4 separate regions of the Homo sapiens genome follow, and regions 1, 3 and 4 are each linked to region 2. Evidence: chromatin contacts called from ENCODE Hi-C or POLR2A ChIA-PET data. All regions are on one chromosome and are shown on one strand. Each heading gives the region's core, a stretch centred on a gene start or an enhancer-like site at or near the end of the contact. The rest is flanking DNA. Distances are from core to core; before and after follow the strand shown.

Region 1 (5,895 bases), core at 2,727-5,226, 3.2 Mb after region 2:
TTCTCCTTTGGAAATATTTTCTTTTTTTTTCTTTTTCTTTTTTTTTTTTTGAGACGGAGTTTCCCTCTTGTTGCCCAGGCTAGAGAGCAATGGTGCCATCTCAGCTCACCACAACATCCCCATCCTGGGTTCAAGTGATTCTCCTTCCTGCCTCACCCGCCAGAGTAGCTGGGATTCCAGGCGCCTGCCACCACGCCCAGCTAATTTTTGTACTTTTAGTAGAGACGGGTTTTCACCATGTTGGTCAGGCTGGTCTCGAACTCTTCACCTAGTGATCTGCCCGCCTCGGCCTCCCAAAGTGCTGGGATGACAGGCGTGAGCCACCGCGCCCAGGGGAAATATTTTCAAATTCAGTGCACATGTTCAAAATTCACAGATAATAACTACTATCAACTCAAGATCACCTAAATATCTTTGTTGTTTAAAACAGTCATTAAGCATAATTCCTGTCCAATCTGTAGACCAATCAGTTAGCAATTAACTGATAAAATTCAAACTTACTGAAGTCCCCCTTTTAAAATATTCTGTAACTGTTAAGTTCCACTTTCAACACAAATAGGAGACTCCAGACTCACAAGTTAAGCCTCATTTATAAAACACTGGTACGGCCAAACTCTTGATTATTGACACATTAAGTTACTGGTTCCCGGGGCCTGGTGCGATGGCTCAAGCCTGTAATCTCAGCACTTTGGGAGGCCGAGGTGGGTGGATCACTTGAGGCCAGGAGTTCAAGACCAGCCTGGACAACATGGTGAAACCTCTGTCTCTACTAAAATTACAAAAAAATTAGCAGGGCAAAAAAATTAGCTAGGCATGGAAGCGTGTTCCTGTAATCCCAGGTACTTGGGAGGCTGAAGCAGGAGAATCCCCTGAACCCAGGAGGTAGAGATTGCAGTGAACTGAGATGGCACCACTGCATTCTGGCCTGGGCAACACAGTGAGTGAGACTCTGTCTCGAAAAGAAAAAAAAACAAAAAAGTTACTGATTCCAAACTGTGTACCTGGCACCCAAGGGTGCTGCAGCATACTCACAATGGTGTCCTGGGATATTTAAAAATTTTGAGAGATGCACAGCAGTTCTGAACACCTGTCAGGTACTGTGTGAACTACTAGATCAAAACAGTACATTTGCATTACATTAGTTTTAATAACATCACTGTAAAGATAAACTGTTTGCAGTTGCTGTGATAAAAAGCAAGTACCTTTTTTTTTTTTTTTTTTTTTGAGATGGAGTTTCACTCTTGTTGCCCAGGCTGGAGTACAATGGCGCAATCTTGGCTCACTGCAACCTCTGCCTCCCAGGTTCAAGTGATTCTCCTGCCTCAGCCTCCCAAGTAGCTGGGATTACAGGCATGCGCCACCACGCTTGGCTAATTTTGTATTTTTAGTAGAGACGCAGTTTCTGCATGTTGGTCAGGCTGGTCTCAAACTCCTGATCTCAGGTGATCTGCCTGCCTCGGCCTCCCAAAGTGCTGGGATTACAGGTGTGAGCCACCGTGCCCGGCCCAAAAGCAAGTATTTTTTATTAAAGTACTACAGGAAATGAGGGTGACAGGGTATAAACTGATTCCAAAGTTTCAGAAGTTGTGCAGTGTCCAACAGGCACAGATATCCAATCAGTAAGTGTGATTATTTAATAATAAAATTTTGGCCAGGCACAGTGGCTCACACCTGTAATCCCAGGACTTTGGGAGGCCAAGGCAGGCGGATCCCGAGGTCAAGAGTTCGAGACCAGCCTGGCCAACGTGGTGAAACCCCGTGTCTACTTAAAAATATAAAAATTGGCTGCGCATGGTGGCGGGTGCCTATAATCCCAGTTACTGCGGAAGCTGAGGCAGGAGAATCATTTGAACCCAGGAGGCGGAGGCTGCAGTGAGCCAAGATAGCACCACTGCACTCCAGCCTGGGTGACAGAGCGAGACTCCGTCTCACAAAAAAGAATAAATAAATAAATAAAATTTAAAATATCATATTTTCCTTCAATTTCTGTATTTTTTTAAATGGCTACTAAGTTTGGGACATATATACTTAATGTTTGGACCCAACCACTGTACTCAATAAATAGACTGTTAGGTATTTCTTTGATCTCAGGGTGCCATGCATCAAGAAAATTTGGGAACCACTACTCTAAATAATCCGTAGGTCCTCAAACAGCGACTGAGCCCAATTAGCCTTTGAGCTAAGAGTGTTTTTTTACCCTTTTAATGGATTGTAGAAAACAAGGCAAGCAATAACAACTAAACAAAGAATATGTGACAAAGACCATGTAGCCTGCAAAGCCTGAAATATTTACTATCTGGCTCTTTGCCCACTCCTACATTTATACGACCGATATCTAGAGTTAGTATTTTCCGGGATTGTAGGAGGATAAGAGTGAAATGACAGAGACTCTAGACCTGTGCTGTCCAATATAGTAGTTATTTACATTTAAATTAATGAAAATAAAATAAAATTTAATAATCAGTTCTTTGGTCACAATAATGACATTTCAAGTGCTCCATAGTCCCATGTCGCTAATGGGTAGTATGTTGGAGTGCACATATAAAACATTACCATTTTCACAGGAAGCCCTGTTGGACAGCACTGCTTTACTGGCAATATCTAGAGTCAGTATCTTTTACAGTCTATTATTTAACATCGAACACATCATTAATACTACCATTCCAAACATTTTAATTCAATTTACATGTATTTATCATCTTGTAAAGATTTCCAGCCATTCGCAAAGTCAAGAATTATACTGCTTTGACCCTAACCTTTAATTACCAAAATTTTACCACATATTAACTCCCATCTGTAAATCATCTCTCCAACCAACGTCCACCTCAAATGCGGTCTTCTCCACAAATCCATCACCAAAAGCATCAAATAAGCTCTCCCTTTTCCGTGCTCCCACACCACTTTAGAATGTCCTATAATCTTTTACATTCTGTCTTGTATTCTAGTTATTTGTGTATATTAGTTATTTCCCTTTGTAAACCCCTCTAGGTTTGGGAATCATCTGTCCCCGGCCCTATCACAGGATAAGGAACCCAATAAATATCTACAGGATTCGACGGAAGTGAAAACATCAATTTTAATATCTAGACTGGAATAAGCTTCTGCTTTGGTCTTCATCCACATCCTTTATCTGTTAATGCCTATTAAACCTATCTGTAAAATTCCAATCGGCAATACTTTTTCCTCCCTCAAACTTGAGTATTTAAATAAACGTGAAGAATAAGGGCTTAAATCCTGAGGAATAATGAACAGAAGAGGATTTTTAAAAACTAATTTGCGCAGTACTAATATTGACTTCATTTGTTAAGGTTATTATACTTGCAGAAAACGAAAAATCTGTTACGTGCGGCCAGCACTCCGAGCAGACACCTTAAACCACGAAGAGCTGAGAATTTTAAAATCACTCATTGCTGTCACTTCATTTAGAGCCAAAAAAAGCTTAAGTGAGAAATACAAACAGCCGAGAGGTCCCTAGGGAAGAGCGGCAGGGGTGCAAGAAGAGTCCGCGAGCCCTGACAGAGGACGGCAGGGCGGGGCGGAAGAGGACGCCAAGAGAGCGACGGACAAGCAACCCGAGCCGGGTGGCCGGAGGGGCCGAGGTGCAGGCGGAGAAGTGTTAGGGAAGCGGGAGGCGGCACAACGTACAGGCCGAGGAGGGGAAAAAGGGCACAGTGTGCCCGGCCCGGGGCAGGGGCGTCTACTCGGCCCGGCGCTAACGGAGGCCGCCAGGCTGAGGGAGCGTACCCTACCTCCCACCGCAGGAACTTCAGGGCGCCCAGACAAAACCCGAAGCCTTCCCTGAAGCCCAGAACGAAAGAGTCATTCTCTTTACCTGCCGCGGCAAACCTCCTCGACAAATTTTGCGCAGACTTGTTTGGGGTCCACACGCTCTGAGTTTCCTTAGAGCGGAAACAGACAGCCGCCTCTAGCAGTCCGCTCACAACGCCCGGCTCGCCTCAGTGAAGTATTCAAATCTAACCGCCTAGGTGATGCGCACGCGCAAAGCGGCTCTACGCGTCGGCTCCGCCCCTTAGGTTCCAGACCAACCCTATTTCTAAGACTCCTTTAGGGAAACTACTTTCCCAGACTCCGTGCCAATTTTATTTCCTTCAGCTTTATCTCTTTTTCGACCGAATTTCCTCTGCCCCTCCCCAGTGGAGACCTCCCCCACAATCGTGGGAGCGGCCATCTTCTTTCGATTGCTTGCTATGGAAGTGATTGGACTTTGGCTTCCGTACAAAATGGCGGCTTCCATAACATTGCGTCACAGCCCCTTGATATTACTCCCTATAGCAATCAGGAAACAGTAACTTACCGGGACGAGGTGGCCGAGTGGTTAAGGCGATGGACTGCTAATCCATTGTGCTCTGCACGCGTGGGTTCGAATCCCATCCTCGTCGATGTGGTGGCTTACTTTTGCTTGTAACCAAAGTAAATTTGCAGAGCAGAATAAATTTTTTAATAACCAAAGTAAATTTGCAGAGCAGAATAAATTTTTTAATAACCAAAGTAAATTTGCAGAGCGGAAAAACTTGAATACTTATTATTTATTACTCAATTAATCTGGCACCATCAGTTTCAGGCCTGAAATGTTGAAATACAGTATTTGGAACGTTCTGACATCACAGATAAAGAAAAGGGAGGGAAAGAGACTTTCCAGGAATCAGAAATCATGCTGGATTTAATTTCTTTTTATATGGAGTTAACAACAGTGAATAGAATTCCACAATTATTACCATCCCATATGTTCCAATGCTGCTCTGTTCCAACTTTAACACAGCTCCTAACTGAGGAGTTTCAATTATTGTAGACTGTTACTCTGGGGTTTTTAACACCTGTCCTGATTATGAGATACCAGGTTTCACTTCAAAAGCTACCATGAGACACTTTATCCGGTATTTATTATCTACAGGCACCACATGTTTTACATGAATTACATCACTATAACCCTTGATCATGACAAATATTTTTATTACTCCATTTTACAGATGAGGAGACTGAAAGATTAGCTTGCCCGAGGTTATACAGCTTCTAAATTGAAGAAAGGAGAGTGTAACCCAAATCTACTAGACGCTGGCTTAATCACCCTTCTAATCTGTGCTGTAGATTAATAATTAGTATTTATCAATCCTACACTGTGCTGTAGATTAATAATCAGTATTTATCAATCTTTTGCAGTCATGGTTTACAGATTGTCTCCTCCACAAGGCTGTCTGCATTGCACCATGCTCCACAACACGGCCTCTGGCAGGTGCTTCAGCAAGGTTTGGGCACTGAGTATGGAAAGCAGTGGCCCCATTCTCTGCTGGCTCCAGTGGCTTCTTTCTGTTACAGATCCAAATCCGTTGGGAATGTTGATACCTCCTTGGGCTCAGGACATTGAGTCACCCTTCCTTAGCCTTGCTCTCCAATGCATTCTCTACCCTGCTGCTAGGAAGGGTTTCTGCTGGGTTCCACGCATTTCCAAGGGGTCCATGGATAGAATTCAGTGGGTTATTTGGTTCAGAAAAAGATTTCATCCTTATTTCCACACTCCCTAATTGAAAGCACATCCTTCAATAACGGTAAGCAACTAACTACAGTAATATTAACCTTATCCATTATTTTGTCACCAATAGAAATCACAGATATTTTTATATCAGATTACTGTTATTGCTTTACGCTCATTGCTACTTCAAAATTGTGGTAATTTTTAGACCTGCTATTATGTCTTGTAATGTTATGCATTCATAAAGAAGTGCATGCATTAAGCTGGGCGCGGTGGCTCACACCTGTAATCCCAGCTCTTTGGAAGGCTGAGGTGGGTGGATCATTTGAGGTCAGGAGTTCAAGACCAGCCTGGCCAACATGGTGAAACCCCATCTGTACTAAAAATACAAAAATTACCCGGGCGTG
Region 2 (6,376 bases), core at 2,818-5,317:
TAGGGCTCTCACATGAATAGAATTCTAAATCTTTGGTGGAAAAGGGCACAGGGAGTATGGTACCCTTTTGAGGATTACCAGTATGGACCAATTGGTAGTAAATGCCCCCAGATAATCCCTATTTAACTAAACCAGCTTAAGAACTCTATTCTTTCTCAGCAATGAGGCCTCCTACCTGGCTGAGGTATTTGGACCCCTGTGGATTGTCAAGGTTTACAGCTATGAGTTTCAGGTGAGGATAAAGAGCTCCATATCCCCAACACCCTCCCTCCCCCACACAAAGACACACACACATCCTACCAACCTCTACCCAGAATGCTCAGATTATAGCTGCTGTTACCTTTTATTGAGTACCCACAATGTGCTAGGCAACTGTGCTAGATACTTTTACATAATCTCATTTAATTTAACCCTCACAACAACCCTGTGAGGTAGGTATTTGCTCCATTTTACAAATGGAGAAATCGAGGCACAAAAGATTAAACATCTTACCAAAGTCTGCACAGCCACTTATATGCTGGAGCTAGAATTTGAACCCAGGTGTGCCTCCACTTTTTAATACTAGACCAATCTTTTCACGGGGGAAGTTTCCTAGATTAACACCCTCACATCTTTTAAGACCATTCCAAAACCTGCGTTCTGTTTTGCAGAAGCCCTCACTGTGTTTCTGCTGCCCTGAAACAGTGGAGGCAGACAAAGGTGAGTGCCAAGTGAGGAACCATAAGAAGTGGTAGATCTCTGTGGAGTGCCATAAGAACCCTCAAGAGCCTTAACAAAGGTAGTTGGGGGAGAGGGGAAGAGGTGTTTCAGCAGCTCTGCTCCCAGCAGCCATTTCCTCTCTCCAGGGCAAAGGGGTGGGGCTGCGAGGCCAGCTGACCAAGAAACCCCTCCAGCTCCTCCAGTCCAAGTCCAGCATCTTTCCTACAACTATTCTGCCTTCCACTTCGTCTTCTTCCTTGCCTCACTCTATGTCATGGTTACCCTTACCAACTGGTTCAGGTAAGATGGAGTGGGCCTTAGATACTCTCCTGAAGAGCTAGCTATTTTAAGGAAAGAGCAATTCAAGGCCATTCCAGACACACATGGGTCTGCCATTATATTTGGTGAGGAGGTAGAACAGGTCTAAAAGCTAAGGCCCTTCATATTCTCTAACCAGAGCCTTTGGTTACACAGCTATGAGGGAGCAGAACTGGAAAAGACCTTCATCAAGGGTAGCTGGGCCACCTTCTGGGTCAAGGTTGCCTCATGCTGGGCCTGCGTACTCCTCTATCTGGGGCTGTTACTGGCACCACTCTGTTGGCCCCCCACCCAGAAACCCCAGCCCCTTATCTTGAGGCGCCGCCGCCACCGCATCATATCCCCAGATAACAAATATCCTCCAGTCTAAGTCCTTTTCACAAACTGGGGTTCCCCTGACATTGTACTCCTAGAGTTGGCTCAAGGGGAGCTGTCCAGCCCAGCTCAATACCTCAAGGACACACAGGGAGTTATCTCCGTTTGGGCTGAAGTCAATACTATGAACTGGAAGAAGTGGTCAAACACAGTCTAATGTGCTGGGCAGAGTGTCTGACTCACTGGAGCTACTGTTACATCTGCATCCCAGCTCAAGAGCCTAACACCCAAATCAGCAGCTCAAAGAACCACCGCTGATCCCAGCAGACAGTGTGGCACCAGCCCTTTCCTGGCTCTTGGGCTGGAAGTGGGGGTGGGGAAAGACCAACAGGGACTGAAGACTCGGCTCTGCCCTTGGAGAAAGGAAAATAAGGAGTTCAGCCCTGGGCACACGGATATAAGAAGCCCAGAACCACAGAACAAACCAGGGCATAGAAGAAAGGAGCACAGAGGCTACCCCAGGTTTTAATCCTGATTTTGAGGTCAAGGGAAGCGGGAAGACAAAACCACCCTCATTCCATGAGGAATGACAGAAGAGAAAGTGAACGCTTGACAGCAGCTGACCACGGGAAGTCGGTGAGCAGCAGGATTTTTTGGCCAACTTTCAAGCAGACGAACAAACTGAGGAAGAATGAGGAAAAGAGGCATAAACACAGATCTTGCAGCATTCACTCTTAGGCCAACTCCATCCTAGAGATGGTGTTCAAGGGTGGGGAACAAAAATCACAGAAAAGAAGTCTCTATGGTTCTTAGAGGATTCCTCTACTGCATATCCGGAGTACTTGTTTGGTTGTCATTGTATAATAAAGGCTTCTTCTGTGATGTTTCACTTATTAAGTCTACATACCCACAATCTGAATCTAAAGAGTTCTCCCTTTTTTGGTGGGAAAGGGCAGTCATTCTTCCAACCCCATCCCCCCAAGTCCCCAGTCAAACCAGGCGCTCAAGGAATTACAAAGCTACTTTTAATACTTTGGGGTGAGCCCCACAGGAATAAAAAACACTGGGAAGGGGTAACCCCCTCACCCCCGGGAGTGGCCCAGGGGGAGAGAGGCTACCTGAGGGGAAGGAAGCACAAAAGGGACCCGCTGCAGACTCAGGGCAAAGGGAATGCCATCGGTGCTGGGACCTGTGAGCACTACAGGAGGAAACGCGAGCGTGGTGGGACTGGCTCCAGGCACACAGGCGAAGGGCAAGAGGGTTGGACACGAAGCCACAAAGCTACTTGGGTTCCTCCTTCTTCTCGTTTGCCTTTTTCTGCTTCTGCTGCATGATCTCCGAGTCCCTGGGGGTAGAGATGATGGGGCACTGGGAGGTACCAGAGGGCAAAAAGGACAAGATGCAGGGGGATGAAGGGCACAAAGGATAAGATGGAAGTGGATGGGACTAAGTTCAGCGTTTGGCTGCTGTACTCCCACCCTAGGAGAACAAGAGGAAGAGAGCTGAGGCTCAAAAGGCGACCAGTCTCCATCTGGCTGTTGCCCAAGGGGTCAGAAGTCTGGTGACACAGGCCCAAGGGTCTCTATTCTGTATTGAGGACCACACCCAGCAACACCAGTGAGGAGGTTGGGAGAAGGGAGGAGAACCGAACAGCAAGGAGGGCCAAAAGTACTGGGCTGCCGTAACCACAACTGTATTTGAAATGTGAAGCTCCCTGCCCTTGCCCTTAAGGTCAGACCCAGGGACGCTCAGAAATCAGACTGAGGGCAGGCGCCCGCCCCCGTCCTTTCCTGTAAGGCTGTGAGCTAACAATTTGGAGGGTGGGGAGGAAATAAAACCCTAGAGGAAGCAATGCACTCTGCTCCTCACGACTAGTCCACATTCAAGCCCTGAGGTAGCTCTCTTTCCTTCTATAACCCTTGGTCTAACCCAGGTCTCCACCGTCCCTTTCCCTCCCCTCCCTGGGGCTACCTCTGCTTGCGGGCGGCAGCAGAAAGCCCGTCATCTCGGCGCTTTCCCTTAACCGAGTCGCTCTGCTTTTTCATATTCTTCTGGCGGGCGAGCTCACGCTGGTTACCGCCTAAGGAAAGAAAATTAAAGGTGAGACGCGGGGGCCGCTCTGCCCACACACCGGCGACCCTTCTACCCCAGCGCGGCCAGCAGCAGGATCCAACACCACTTCAATCTCCGGGCCCCGACAACGGCCCATCGAGGCCCAGGCTGCTTGGGGTAGGGGGGAGTGGCGAATCTGCCACGGGCCAGGTCAAAATACGGACTAGAGAAGGGAGGTCCCAAGGGGCCAGCTGGAGGCGTGTTTTGGGGCGGCGTGGGGCCCAAACAGCTGGCAAGGTGTGTGTGGACGGTTTGGGTCTCCGTGGGGGATGGGCTGGCTTGTGGAGTGGGGGCTCTGGGCCTATCACAGGGGCGCTGGCCTTCTCCTTACACCGCGGAAGATCCGGGAGGGCCTATGCCTAACCCGGGAGGGTGGTCCCGTGAAGTAGCCGTGGGCAAAGGGCTCGATTTCCGGGCACCGAGTGTGAGGGTGGCCACAGAGCGCGCCCAGAGAAACGCCTTGCTAGGGAAGCTACGGAAGGTCAAAGCCGGCGCCTCGCCGGTGGTGTTTAGGGTGAACGGAAAGAAAAGGGCAAGGAGAAGGGGGCTCGGTGCTCACGGGTCATGGCGACGGCAGCGGCTCCAACCTGCCTCCGTTACGTCCCCTCGTTCTGTCGGACGTTGCAGGTCCCGCCCCTTCTGGCAACGTAGCACAGTCGTTCCTTTCCTCCCCGCCCCTTCGCGCCCGGGAGCCGGCTCCCATTGGACAAGAAAAAGCACGTGGATCCACGGGTCGTGCTTGAGCCGGGGTGGGTAAGTGGCGGAGGGTCGCAGGCGGAGCGCTCAGCGTGGGGCGGGGCTTCCCGAGTGAGACGTAGGGACGGGCCTGGAGAAACTAGGCCGGGTCACGTGGGCAGGTTGGGGGTGGAGGGGTGCGGCTGGCGATGTGGCGCTCCCGCGGGCTCGAGCACGTGACCGTGCAGAGTGACCTCATGCGGGGACAGTTTGGGGTACTGACAAAGTCGCCCTGAAAGAACGCCCGTAGACAAGAGGGCGGGGTTTCAGCCAGTTCTGTGTTACGAGTACTCTACTACTAAACTTGTGCTTACTTAGGACCACCTCTCAGCCACTTATTTGGACACGAGTTGTTCACAGCTCGCTTAAAATCAAGTACAAACACAACTTCAGAAACCCGCTTCTACTCCCATTGTCCCCTTCCACGCCCCTTCACTGTAGAAAATCGCAGCAACATCTGGTATTTCCTAAAACTCTACCCTGTTCGTTTTCCCCCAGAAACTTTAAATGTGAACATGCAGCTTGGAAGTATTGGAGGACTCCAAAAGTCACAGACTATGGAGTTGGATCAGTGGCTGAGATTAGATAATTCACATATTCGCTTTTCCCCTCTGGAGCTTTTCTTACTGTACCATCGCCACCAGCCACCCGGTTTTGTATTAAGACCCTGGAGGGCCGGGCGTGGTGGCTCACGCCTGTAATCCCAGCACTTTGGGAGGCTGAGGTGGGCAGATCAGAAGGTCAGGAGTTCGAGACCAGCAGCCTGACCAACAATGGTGAAAACCCTAAAAATACAAAAAATTAGCCGGGCGTGGTGGCGCGCCTGTAATTCCAGCTACTTGGGAGGCTGAGGCAGGAGAATCGCTTGAACCCGGGAGGCGGAAGTTGCAGTGAGCCGAGATCGCGCCATTGCACTCCAGCCCAGGCGACAGTGCGAGATCCCGTCTAAAAAAAAAGTTAATAAGAATTAGCCGGGCGTGGTGGCGGGCGCCTGTAGTCCCAGCTACTCAGGAGGCTGAGGCAGGAGAATGGCGTGAACCCGGTAGATGGAGCTTGCAGTGAGCCGAGATCGCACCACTGCACTCTAGCCTGGGCGACAGAGCGAGACTGCATCTCAAAAAAAAAAGAGTTAATAAGAAAGGCTGGGCAAGGTGGCTCACGCCTGTAATCCCAGCACTTTGGGAGGCAGAGGCGGGTGGATCACGAGGTCAGGACATCGAGACCATCCTGGCTAACACGGTAAAACCCCGTCTCTACTAAAAATACAAAAAAAAAAAATAGCTGGGTGTGGTGGCAGGCGCCTGTAGTCCCAGCTACTTGAGAGGCTGAGGCCGGAGAACCGTGTGAACCCAGGAGCAGCAGCTTGCAGTGAGCCGAGATCACGCCACTGCCCTCCAGCCTGGGCGACAGAGCCAGACTCCATCTCAAAATAAATAATAAATAAACAGTTAATAAGAGACACCCAAGCTGGAGTGCATTGGCGTGATCTCGGCTCACTGCAACCTCTGCTTCCTGTGTTCAAGCTATTCTCCCACCTCAGCCTCCCAAGTAGCTGCGATTACAGGCACCCGCCATCATGCCCGGCTAATTTTTGTATTTTTGTTTTTCTGGAGATGGGATTCCATCATGTTGGCTAGGCTGGTCTGGAACTCCTGACCTCAGGTGATCCGCCCTCCTTGGCCCCCCAAAGTGCAAGGATTACAGGTGTGAGCCACGGTGCACAGCCACAATTGGGTATATCTTGATGAGCACAGCATATTCCTATAATCATGAAAGATACAGAGAAAAAAGCTCTCTCACACTTTCTCTCTCTCCCTCTCCCTGTCTGCCTCTCTCTCTCTAATATCCATATATGTATTTATATGTCTGTCTATATATATGAATTTTTGGTTTTTTTTGAGACAGTCTTACTCTGTTACCCAGGCTGGAGGCTGGAGTGGTATGCTCTCGGCTCACTGCAACCTCCACCATCTTGTATTCAAGCGATTCTCCTTTCTCAGCCTCCCGAGTAGCTGGGATTACAGGCACCCGCCACCACGCCCGGATAATTTTTTTTTTTTTTTTTTGAGATGGAGTCTTGCTCTGTCGCCCAGGTTGGAGTACAGTGGTGCGATTTCGGCTCACTGCAACCTCCACCTCCCAGGTTCAAGCAATTCTCCTGCCTCAGCTTCCCGAGTAGCTGGGCCTACAGGTGCGT
Region 3 (5,939 bases), core at 2,276-4,775, 3.2 Mb after region 2:
AGAATCTTTTCACCAAGCAGGCTCTCCCCATAATCTTAAAAGCCTTGCTCAGCCTGTCAGCACTTTATTTTCTTATGTTAATTTATTTCTTTGAGACGGAGTCTTGTTCTATAGCTCAGGCTGGAACGCAGTGACATGCTCATGGCTCACTGCAGCCTCAACCTCCCATGGCCAAGTGATCCTCCTATCTCAGCCTCCCAAGTAGCTGGGACTACAGGCATGTGCCACCATGCCAGGGTAAGTTTTTTTTTTTTTTTTTGAGACAGAGTCTCACTCTGTCACCCAGGCTGGAGTGCGGTGGCGCGATTCGGCTCACTGCAAGCTCCACCTCTTGGGTTCACACCATTCTCCTGCCTCAGCCTCCCGAGTAGCTGGGACTATAGGTGCCCGCCACCACGCCCAGCTAATTTTTTGTATTTTTTTTTAGTAGAGACGGGGTTTCACCGTGTTAGCCAGGATGACCTCGATCTCCTGACCTCGTGATCTGCCCGCCTCGGCCTCCCAAAGTGTTGGGATTACAGGCGTGAGCCACTGCGCCTGGCCTTTTTTTTTTTTTTTTGTAGAGATAGGGTCTCCCTATTTTGCCCAGGCTGGTCTCTACCTCCTGGGCTCAAGCTATCCTCCCACCTCAGCCTCCCAAAATGCTGGGATTACAGGTGTGAGCCTGGCCTTGTCAGCATTTTAAAGCTTCAAAATAGCAAACTACTAAGAGAGGCAGTGTATGCCATCTCTAAAGATTTTTTTGGAAACATATGAGATATCCTGCATTTGGCACTTTAGGTGTTGACCTGCCTTAAGGTAGGAAGGTAGGAAGGATGGCCAGATAAATATGAAGGACCACTTCGGAACTCCATGATGCCCTTTTGACACAGAGCATTCGTGAGCCCAAGAAGTGGCCTGTAGGAGACAAAAGCCTGACTCACCTGCCGGTCCCGAACCTGCTCGTGAATTCTCTCAGAGACTGCAGCTGTCTTGGCAAACATAAGCACCCCTGAGGTAAGGCGGTCAAGCCGATGCAAGGGGTGTAGCTCCTTGAGTTGGTGCTCCTTGCCTAGGATGAAGATAACTGTGTTGTGTCGGAAGCGGCCACAGGGGTGAACGGGAATGGAGGAAGGCTTGTCTACAACCACCACATCTTCGTTCTCAGCTAGCAGGCGAATGGGCTCTGCTGTGACTGGTGGCTCATGCCTGTGCACTGTGTTCCGCAAGAAATCATTGTCCTGTCAAAGACATAGGTAATAAGTCAGCCTAGGGACCGCAGCCTGTAATCAGTCAACTTCATATCCAGCTTCCCCTGTTCCTCACTGACATGGAAAAATGGTGAAAGCACATCTTGGGCTGAAAAAGCAGTGTGCAGAGTGTGATCTCATTTTGTAAAAATACAGACAGACACAGGCAGATAGCTGGCACTGAAAAAGTACTGGAAGGACATATGCAAAAATGTTAACTGTGTTATCTCTGGGTGGTTAGATTATGAATGTTTTTTGGCTTTGCTAATTGTATTTTCTCTACAATAAAGGTATTTAAAAGGTAAAATTTTTTAGCCGGGCGCAGTGGCTCACGCCTCTAATCCCAGCACTTTGGGAGGCTGAGGTGGGTGGATCACGAGATCAAGACCATCCTGGCTAACATGGTCAAACTCTGTCTCTACTAAAAATACAAAAATTAGCAGGCGTGGTGGCACATGCCTGTAATCCCAGCTACTTGGGAGACTGAGGCAGGAGAATCGCTTGAACCTGGGAGGCGGAGGTTGCAGTGAGCCGAGATCGCGCCACTACACGCCAGCCTGGGCAACAGAGCAAGACTCTGTCTCAAAAAAAAAAAAAATAAATAATCAAGGTAAAATTTTTTTAATGGAGGAAAAAACCTCCATAAATCATCACTTATTACGATCTTGAACAAACAAAACTAAGGCTTAAGTCCAGGGATATGGGCTCTAGACCAGGATTTGCCACAGGCTCGCTACATGCTCTTGGGCAAGTCATTTATCTTTTCTGGGTCTCTGCTTCCTGTGGAATGTGAGGGTTAGACCAGATCTGTGCTTTAGAAATTGGGATAGGAGAGGGAATTCGTCAATGTATGATATATTGACGCAAATCGATTGATCAATGGAACAAGTTACTCCAAAACCATCCATTCCCCAAATGCTGTAATCGCCTTTTCTCCACTCACAACCATGGTAAACTAGTGTTACTGAGAGGTAAACAGTGTTACTTCTGACAGGGGTGTCTGGTACCTCATAGATGTGATGGAATTTTAAAGGAGTCAAAGCACTGGGCTAAACAATTCTAGTCTCTATCCCTGACATCTCATAACTCTATGTTAAATAGTTTAAGTAGTAGTTATAGGAACATAGGCTTTGGTAGTGGCACTGTTGATAGCCTTACCCCTGTGAGTTTCCTTAGTTTCCTCAGAGGTAAAATGGAGTGGCAATACCTACTTCACAAGGCTGTCATTAGAATTAGTGGACATACAATGTTTAACTTTGTGCCCAGCACACAGTAAAGAGACATAAATGATAGCCCCTATTATTACTATTTGCACAGAGATCTACAACGCAGGGTAAAGTGATCAGTGCCCTTGCCACAAGACGGTGTTTAAAGGAATTATGAAAATTCCAACTTCTGTCCCTTGGAAACAAGGAAGCTGCCTTGAGGAAGAGGATAAACAGGCTGAGTCCTGAAGCACAGACACCCTGGCCACTTGCGGAGGTGGGAAACGGGCTAAAATAGTGTTCCAAATGAAAGCGAGAACGCTTTAGAATTGCCATGATTTTAATCCAGTACCTATGCTTTACTAAGACTAAAAAACAAAACAAAACAAAACAAAACCCGGCCCCTTTTCCTCGCCCGCTTCTGGCCAGCCCCATCAGGACTCCACCTTGAGCACGATGTTGAGGTCCTGCACCGGCTTCTCGTTGAGTTGCAGGCGGCCCGCCCGGACCGCGGCCTCATAGTAGGCCAGGGGCTGAGCTCGGAACTCGGTACTGAAGACGTGCAGCAAGCTGTGGCCCACCCAGCGACCTTTGCAGTAGGTCCGGAAGTCAAAGTAATAGGGCCGCACCTTACGCAGGCCGCCCTCGAAGTAATAACTGGTTTCTGCAAAGTGCTCATCTCCGAAGCTCACCCCGGTCCGCCGCTTCTTCGGGGGCGGCACGACACGCTCCCTGGTTGCGCCCCGCCGCTTCTTATGCTTGCCCGGGCCTGGGGCTGCAGCCGAGGGATGCTCCCCGCCTACTGGGGCCGGCTCCACTTCCCGGCCAGCCGGCTTCGGGGGCCCGGGGGACAGCTCAACCTTCGCGTCGCCACCAGCGTCACCGTTTTGCTGATGCGAAGCCCTCAGCCCGCCCTCTGTCCCAACCTGGGTAGACACTGTTTCTGCCATTGGGCCCTTATCGCCACTCCAAGTCCTGGTAAAGCTAGGGCGCCTAAGGTCGTAGCGCCAATGTCCAAGAACCCTGAGCCATCCGCGGCGGTCCAGCCACATAACCACGCTGCCCCCACTCCACTCCCAGGGTCGCGATCTGAGGACGTCACTCGGCCCCAGCGAATCAGGGAGGCCCAGTCCCGAGGCGGGGTCTGCGATAAGTGAGCGAATGAGTGAGCTGCTCGAATTAAATTAGGTGAATTGAGTGAGCTTAGAGATGAGAGACTGTAAATGTCTCACCAAAAGTGACCTTACTCAGACGTCTTCCTATTAGGGAGATACGACGTTATTTATAAAGGAAACCCTTGGAATTGCTCCGTGTAAAGGCCATGACAGGAGTAGGTCGTGTAAATTCCGAGTAGTCCCTTGGGTCTGAAGAAACGCTTGAAAGGAGCTTTATTTAAGACAAAACAAAAACTAACAACCAGAATAAAGATTGCTAAACTCTGCGAATATACTAAAACCCACTGTATTCTATATTTTAAAAGGGTCAATATTATAGTATGTGACTTGTATCTCAGTAAGATTGTTATATATGTATTTAAAACACACACAAGCACCCCAGAAGCAATGTGTTCACACCTGTGTTTCCCCCTAACAGCATGAGAAGGATTAGTGATCCCCATTCGCCTCCCACATGCTTCCATCCTGAGATTAAAACTGCAAATAGATCAGAGGATATATGGCGAGGGTTCTTAAGTGCAAAATAAACCAACTCTGGCTAATTTCATCAGAGATAGAATTATGGAAAGTATATTAGTGCCTCATAGAATTCACAAGACAACTGGAGACTAGGCTCAGAAAAAGGGCCAAATCAAGGGAAACCAAGCCTTTTGAGAGCCTGGCTTCAGACATGTCAGGGAAGAAACCCAGTTGGGATGCAGTAGACACAAGAAACTATGTTGTGCCAAAGGACTCTTTTTCCTGCAGCCCTGCCACCCCTTGGAGACCCCTAAATCTCCCTGTGTCTCTGTGTCCCTCTTCCAAGGTTAAGAGTCCTGCAGGGGAGGACTTCCATCAGCCAAACCTCATTGCTCTGAGCCCTCACTTCCAGGGTGCCTGGAGATGGAAGAATTTAACCCTCTTTTTTTTTTTTTTTTTTTTTTTTTTTGAGACGGAGTCTTGCTCTGTCGCCCAGGCTGGAGTGCAGTGGAGCGATTTCACCTCACTGCAACCTCCGCCTCCTGAGTTCAAGCCATTCTTCTGCCTCAGCCTCCTGAGTGGCTGGGACTACAGGCACGCACCACCACGCCTGGCTAATTTTTATATTATGAGTGCTGGGATTACAGGCGTAAGCCACCGCGCCCGGCCAAGAATCTAACCCTCTTTGGTATCCAGAGTGGGATTCTTCCAAATAAGGAGGCATTTCAATGTTAGTTTGCCAAAAAAAAAAAAAAAAAAAAGACAGTCTAATTCTTATCCTAGGCATTTGTATTCTGGAGAGGAGAAAGGGAAATCTTTTTTAGCTAAATTCCTTCTTCAAGTCATTAGTCTCACCAAACTAACTGAGGGACTGCAGCTGAGGTATCCACAGCTGCAGAACTCCATATGCTGAAAAGTCTGATTCCTGACTACCTCCAGAAATAAGAGGTAGAATTCTCCATTGATTGTGGGGTATGTTAGAACCAAACTACTTCACAGGAGGGACATCATCTCTCAAGTGCATCATTTCATTAAGATATTTACAGTGAAAGCAGAACCTTATCCAAAAGAAAAGTATGTATTCTTAGCTAGCCTCTTTGCTCCATAGGATTGGGGTGGGAGAATTAAATTAGTTAATTCAAGTAAAATACTTGGACTAGTGCCTGGCAAAACTGTGGAGACAGAAAACATAGCAGAATCTTGTTCCTCCTCCCCTTCTGACCTACTAAATGAGAATCTGCACTTTAACATGATCCTCAGGTGATTTTTCTGCATATTAAAGCTTGAGAAGCACTGGCATAGACCATGTAGAGTAGACATTTGTCATATTCTGTAAACATCCAGCATCTTCCGAACACCCTTCTTTTGGGTGGGGAATTTCTCACATTTCATTACTGCCCCCAAAAGGTAGAAGCCAGAGCCTTCCCACACTCTCTTGCAGCTTGGACATAGGCATTTGACCTGGGCTCTATCTCTTAGACAGAGGCTTTGGTTCAGAGGCACACAGCCGCGGAAGCAGGCTCAGTGTGAAATCCGTGTCTAACAAGGTAGCATTGGAGGCATCTAATCTGGGAGGCCAACAGTCGGGGAGGTTCTTGTGTCAAGTACCCAATCGACGAATAATGCCAGCTATAGATGTTCAGTGGCTGTGGGGTGTTCCCTGAGCAGTCTCTCAGTGAGATTCAGATACTGTCCCTGGCTGTATAGACCTAAAGCCTGACTCTCCACTCACCTTGAGGTTCTGTGAACTATGTAATATTCTCCAATCCTGTGCTATACAATAGGATCACCATTAGCCATGTGCTGTACAATAGCCACATGTGGCTAATTAAATTTAAATTAATTAAAATTTTAACAAGTTTTGAAACAAG
Region 4 (5,840 bases), core at 898-3,397, 3.1 Mb after region 2:
ACCAGCCTGACCAACATGGAGAAATCCTGTCTCTATTAAAGAAAAATACAAAATTAGCTGGGCGTGGTGGCACATGCCTGTAATCCCAGCTACTCGGGAGGCTGAGGCAGGAGAATCGCTTGAACCCGGGAGGCGGAGGTTGCGGTGAGCCAAGATTGTGCCATTGCACTCCAGCCTGGGCAACAAGAGCCAAACTCTGTCTCAAAAGGAAAAATAAATAAATAAATAAATAATAAAAAAATAAATTCAGCACTTCTATTCATCAAAGGACACCACTAAGAGAGTGACAAGTCAAACCACAGTAGAGAAAACATTTAGCACAAACATAACTGAGGGCTGATAACCAGTATATAAAGAACTTCACATCAGTAAGAAAAAGATAATAGAAAAATAGGCAAGAGATTTGAACAAGCACATCACAGAAGATATCAAAATGGGCAAAAACATATGAACAGATGTCCAACATCATTATTAATCAGGAAAATTAAAATCACATTAAGACATTACTGTGTAACCAGCAGAATAGTTAAAATCAAAAAGGCTGAAAAATATCGTGTTGGCAAGCATGTGAAACAACGAAACACTCAACACTCCTGATGTATTTTTATATAAAATTCAAAAACAAGCAACATTAGTTCATCTCATTAGAAACCAGTATAGCAGTTACCACTGTAAAAAGGGGAAAATATTAAATACTACACAGGAAGGCTTCTGAGGACCATTCTATTAAGTGGTGATTACATAGGTGTATATTCATTTTGTCTTGCTCTATCGCCCAGGTTGGAGTGCAGTGGCCTGATCACAGCTCACTGCAGCTTATACCTCCCAGGCTAGATCCTCCCTTCTCAGCCTCCTGAATAGCTGGGCCTACAGGTGCACGCCACCATGCCTAGCTAATTTTTCCTATTTGTAGAGATGCGGGTCTCACTATCTTGACCAGGCTGTTCTCGAACTCTTGGGCTCAATCGTCCTCCCGCCTCCACTTCCCAAAGTGCTGGGACTACAGACGTGAGACACGACGCCCGGCCAGTATATTTTGTAATAATTCACGGAGTTGTATACAGTTGTGAATGTGAATTTTTCTACATGTATATTACATTGCGCTTTAGAAGTTAAAAACAAACAAACAAACAAAAAAACAGGGGCCAGGCGCTGTGGCTCACGGCTGTAATCCCAGCACTTTGGGAGGCAGAGGCGGGTGGATAACCTGAGGTCAGAAGTTCGAGACCAGCCTGACCAACATGGTGAAACCCCGTCTCTACTAAAAATACAAAAATCAGCCTGGCGGCGTGGTGGTGGGGGCCTGTAATCCCAGCTCCTCGGGAGGCTGAGGTAGGAGAATCGCTTGAATCCGGGAGGCGGAGGTTGCAGTGAGCCGAGATCGCGCCACTACACTCCAGCCTGGGCGGAAGAGCGAGACTCCATCTCAAAAAAAAAGTTTTAAGAAAACCAAACCTCACTTCAGATCATTCTCTAGGCATCATGTGAATGGTTTTCCGCATTAGATGATGAAAACACTGTTTTGGCAATCGGAGATTGGTACTTTCTAAGCACGGTGTAATGGAAAGACAGATCAGGAATCCGGAAGCCCTGGCTGTGATATTAAACAGCTGTGGCTACACCGCTCTGATCTCGGACTTCTCGCTCGAACCCATAAAATAGGTGTTGCCTATAAAGGCTCTAATGTTTCTCCCCTAGTTCTAAAGACTGAGGTCCACTTGTGTTTTCGCCCCAGCAGCTGAGGGTCGGTCGGGCGCGGACACGCCCTGCCACGTCCGGGTTTCACACTGCGCGCGGAGGCCCCAACTGCCGCTGAGCACTGGACCGGCCAGGACGCAGGTGGGCGAGGACGAGCCGCGGCTCTGGAGGGCCCAGCCTGCGCCTCACACACTCACCTCGGTCCGCAGCGCTCCTCTCTCCAGCAGGCCCCGCGCTCCGACTTCACCCCGCGGGCGTGGCACGCGCCCGACCCGCACGGCCCCCAACGCCCCTGGCTTACGCTCCACTTCTCTACTCGCTTGCCCCAGCCTTCTGCGCACAACCCAGATGAGTTGCAGTTCCCAGCTGCACGCCTCGGGAAGCGCCGCACTCTCCTTAGGGCTCGGTCTCTGGCCGCTGCGCGCGGTCCGCCAGCGGCTTTCAGAATTCCCGCCAAACCCTCTCGCCCAGGGTCACGCCCGCGTCGACGTAACGTATCCCCGCCTCCCGGATCCGCCTTCTCCCCGCTTCCGCCCTGCGCGCTAACCCAAGACGGGAGCTCGAGAGCTTGATCCTGCGCGAGTTTACAGACTGCCCTCTTCCCTTTTTGCGTAAGGACTAATTCAAACTTTATGCCGGGGGCGGTGGCTCACGCGTGTAGTCCCAGCTGCTCGGGAGGCCGAGGCGAGAGTATCGTCTGAGCCTAGGAGTTCGAGGCTAACCACGGCAACGCCCCTACTCCTACCCCAGTCCCTCGCGGGTGGGGCGAGGGATTTCAGGGGGCGGTGGGGGAAGACTTAACCGAGTTGCCGTCTTCTGTTTACCAGATCGAAGACCACGACTCCCAAGAGGTAATGCGTCGGCCCGGGACTACATCTCCCGGCATGCATCGCCGGCGGGTCCGCGAGTTCTCACCATCGCAGCTGGACTATTAGCGGGGGCCCTAGCGCTCTTGTGGTTTGTTTCGGCAGTATCTGAATGTCAGCTTTTGGCACTTCTGGTCGCTCTGAGCCTCCTACTCGCATTCCTGGAGCAAGGTGCTTTCCAGGCCTCATGGAGGTGGAGGAGCTGAGGAAGCTCGAGAAGATGGATAGAAGTGGGAAATGGAGCTAGCGTACGGGAGAGGGAAATGGCTGGAATATTCGTCAATCTGTGGTGCTTTACTGGAGATTTGCAGGAGTTCAGAGGAAGGGGGCATTGAATTTCATAACCTAAACCGTATCGTGGTTTACCAGAAAGTTTTGACCCGTGATTCCGGTTTTAAAGGCTGAGTAGGGCCGGGCGCGGTGGTTCACGCCAGTAATCCCAGCAGTTTAGGAGGCCAAGGCAGGCGGATCACCTGAGGTCAGGGGTTGGAGATAAACCTGGCCAACGTGGTGAAACCTCGTCTTTAGTAAAAAATACAAAAATTAGCCAGGTTTTGTGGCACATGCCTGTAATCCTAGCTACTCGAAAGGCTGAGGCATGAGAATCGCTTGAACTCAGGAGGAGGTTGCAGCCAACCGAGATCTCGCCGCTGTACTCCAGCCTGGGCGACAGAGCGAGACTGTGTCAAAACAACACCACAAGCTAGCTGAGTAGGGATTCTTGGGCGAAGTGGAAGACATTATAAGCAAATAGGGTAGTATGGGCATGGAAACGAACTACATGATTAAAGATTAGTATTATCTGGCGAGGGAGGAAAAGTGCCAGAGCAAGTGCCGAAACTGGAAGGTTACATTTAGTTCAGGATATGAAGATCATATAAGGCCTGCACGGTGGCTCACACCTGTAATCCCAGCACTTTGGGAAGCCAAGGTGGGGGAGGATCGCTTGAGCTCAGGAGTTGGAGACCAGCCTGGGCAACATAGTGGGACCCCATATCTCAAAAAAAAAAAAAAAAAAAATAAGCTGGGCGTGGTGGCTTGTGCCTGTGGTCTCAGCTATCCCGGAGGCTGAGGTGGGAGGACTGCTTGAGCTCAGGACGTCAAGGCTGCAGTGAGCTATGATGGGCCACTGCACTCCAGCCTGGGCTACAGAGTGAGACCTTGTCTCAAAAGACAAGCGACAACAACAAAACATGTAAGGAGAGGCCAGGCGCGGTGGCTCAAGCCTGTAATCCCAGAACTTTGGGAGGCCAAGGTGGGCGGATCACGAGGTCAGGAGTTCAAGACCAGCCTGGCCAAGATGGCAAAACCCCATCTCTACTAAAACTACAAAAATTAGCCGGGCGTGGTGGTGCATGCCTGTAATCCCAGCTCTTTGGGAGGCTGAGGCAGAGAAGTGCTTGAACCCGGGAGGTGGAGGTTGCAGTGAGCGAGATCACGCCACTGCACTCCAGCCTGGGCAACAGAGCAAGACTCCGTCTCAAAAAAAAAAAAAAAGGTAAGGAGCTTTGGTCTCTAGGTACTGAAGAAATCATTGAAGTTTTTAAGAAGACAAGTCATTTGGTTAGATCTATTTTCCCTCCACTTACCAATTTATTTTTATTTTTATTTATTTATTTATTTATTTATTTTAGATGGAGTCTTGCTCTGTTGCCCAGGCTGGAGTGCAGGGACGTGGTATCAGCTCACTGCAACCCCACCTCCCAGATTCAAGCGAGTCTTCCTGCCTCAGCCTCCCAAGTAACTGGGATTACAGGCGCCTGCCACCACGCCCAGCTAATTTTTTGTATTTTTAGTAGAGACAGGGTTTCACCATGTTGGCCAGGCTGGTCTCGAACTCCTGACCTCAGGTGATCCACCTACCGTGGCCTCCCAAAGTGCTGGGATTACAGGTGTGAACCACCGCACCCGGCCTTATTTTTTTATTTTTGAGACAGCATCTCGCTCTGTTCAAGTTGGCCTTGAACTCCTGGCCTCAAGTGATCCTCCCACCTTGGCCTCCCAAAGTGTTGGAATTACAGGTGTGAACCATTGCAATGGCCTTATTACTACTTTATATTTGTGGAGTGCTTTAAAGTTGACAAAGTTTTTAGTTAATCCTCACACTATTACCTTGTGGCGTTGAAGAACAGATTTCAGGAGCGTGAAAGTGAAGACACCAAAAAGGAAGTTCTTGCAATATTTCAACAAAGAGATGAAGATTTGGATTAGATTCCAGTTCTACCTTTTTGGCACCAGGGAGCTGTTCTGTGAAAGACAATTTTCCACAGGGCTCGGGGGGTGGGCATGAGGCAGAGGATGGTTTCGGAATGAAACTGTTGCACCTCAAGATCATCAATTAGATTTCCATAAGGAGTGTGCAATCTAGATTCCTCACAGGTGCAGTTCAAAATAGGTTTTGAGTTCCTGTGAGAATCTAATGCTCTCCTTGATCTGACAGGAGGCAGAGCTCAGGCAGTAATGCTTGCTTGCTAGCTGCTCACCTGCTGTGCAGCCCAGTTCCTAATAGGCGACAGGTCTGTGTTGGGGCGTTGGGGTCCTCTGAATTAGAGGAATGACAGAGAGAACAGACTCAGGCAGCTTTCTGGATGTAGAAACAACCTAACTTAGTGATTATAGATACTACCTGTGATAATAGTGAACTTTCTTCCATATCAAAGTTACACACCTTTGCCTCCGGTTCTTCCCACACCCTTAGAGCATCTGCAAACCTACAGCCCTCCTCCTAGCTGACTGTAGTCACATGACTTTTACCTTTCTGGCCACCAGTTGTACCAGCAGTGTTCATCTGGCCCCAAATTGGCCAATCATTTTCCTGCTCCTGGAAAATTAGACTTGGCTTTATATTCAAGTCTGACCTCAGGAATTTATGGGGCAAAGTACACAGATAGATGTGTGTGAATGTCCAATCAGAGAAAGCACATCTGCAGAAAGATTAAGAAATTGATGTCGGGTGTGGTGGCTCAAGCCTGTAATCCCAGCACTTTCGGAGGCTGAGGCAGGCGCATCACCTGAGGTCAGGAGTTCGAGACCAGCCTGACCAACATGGTGAAACCCCATCTCTACTAAAAATACAAACATTAGCCTCCAGCTACGCAGGAGGCCAAGGCAGGAGAATCGCATGAAACTGGGAGGCAGAGGTTGCAGTGAGCTGAGATCGTGCCACTGCACTCCAGCCTGGATGACAGAGCAAGACTCTGTCTCAAAAAAAAAAAAAAAAAGAAAAAGAAAAAGAAATTGAGATACTAAGGAGAGAGTCAAAGATAAATAAACCAT

Evidence for each region. A loop is a pair of places that touch in the nucleus more often than their neighbours do. ChIA-PET counts read pairs that join two places held with the same protein, here RNA polymerase II (POLR2A). Pooled maps may share reads with other maps.
Region 1: a loop to region 2 is called in a pooled map, with 8 times the contacts of the local background. The contact joins the promoter of KNL1 here to the promoter of SERF2 in region 2. A Hi-C loop is called at or near these places in 1 of 168 maps with a recorded cell type or tissue (naive thymus-derived CD4-positive, alpha-beta T cell) and 7 of 50 pooled maps. POLR2A ChIA-PET finds 5 or more read pairs at or near these places in 1 of 52 experiments (GM12878).
Region 3: a loop to region 2 is called in a pooled map, with 13 times the contacts of the local background. The contact joins the promoter of RPUSD2 here to the promoter of SERF2 in region 2. A Hi-C loop is called at or near these places in 5 of 50 pooled maps. POLR2A ChIA-PET finds 5 or more read pairs at or near these places in 2 of 52 experiments (GM12878 and T-cell).
Region 4: a loop to region 2 is called in a pooled map, with 7 times the contacts of the local background. The contact joins the promoter of RAD51 here to the promoter of SERF2 in region 2. A Hi-C loop is called at or near these places in 1 of 50 pooled maps. POLR2A ChIA-PET finds 5 or more read pairs at or near these places in 2 of 52 experiments (OCI-LY7 and Panc1).

What each region holds. Positions count from the first base shown.
Region 1 is chr15:40,592,330-40,598,224 of GRCh38, reverse strand. KNL1 (kinetochore scaffold 1) reads right to left here and starts at 3,976. Exons shown (of 26, transcript NM_144508.5): 1 at 3,833-3,976. TRS-GCT4-2 (tRNA-Ser (anticodon GCT) 4-2) reads left to right here and starts at 4,319; the gene lies at 4,319-4,400. RefSeq lists enhancers at 3,497-3,816, 4,037-4,256 and a silencer at 4,377-4,426.
Region 2 is chr15:43,790,011-43,796,386 of GRCh38, reverse strand. SERF2 (small EDRK-rich factor 2) reads right to left here and starts at 4,067. Exons shown (of 3, transcript NM_001018108.4): 1 at 4,004-4,067; 2 at 3,304-3,412; 3 at 308-2,677. The coding sequence starts at 4,010. The coding sequence ends at 2,614. SERF2-C15ORF63 (SERF2-C15orf63 readthrough) reads right to left here and starts at 4,411. Exons shown (of 6, transcript NR_037673.1): 1 at 4,004-4,411; 2 at 3,304-3,412. SERINC4 (serine incorporator 4) reads left to right here. Exons shown (of 12, transcript NM_001258031.2): 9 at 160-232; 10 at 651-699; 11 at 846-999; 12 at 1,174-2,225. The coding sequence ends at 1,387. MIR1282 (microRNA 1282) reads left to right here and starts at 2,628; the gene lies at 2,628-2,728. RefSeq lists enhancers at 343-842, 843-1,344, 2,066-2,919, 3,255-3,584, 3,373-4,572 and a silencer at 4,305-4,384.
Region 3 is chr15:40,566,885-40,572,823 of GRCh38, reverse strand. RPUSD2 (RNA pseudouridine synthase domain containing 2) reads right to left here and starts at 3,525. Exons shown (of 3, transcript NM_152260.3): 1 at 2,881-3,525; 2 at 924-1,220. The coding sequence starts at 3,486. RefSeq lists enhancers at 2,894-2,943, 2,693-3,192, 3,254-3,583 and a silencer at 5,428-5,607.
Region 4 is chr15:40,691,481-40,697,320 of GRCh38, reverse strand. RAD51 (RAD51 recombinase) reads right to left here and starts at 2,147. Exons shown (of 10, transcript NM_002875.5): 1 at 1,896-2,147. RAD51-AS1 (RAD51 antisense RNA 1) reads left to right here and starts at 2,216. Exons shown (of 2, transcript NR_040058.1): 1 at 2,216-2,309; 2 at 2,526-3,587. RefSeq lists enhancers at 706-1,302, 1,303-1,900, 1,938-1,997, 2,468-2,617, 2,498-3,095 and 1 more.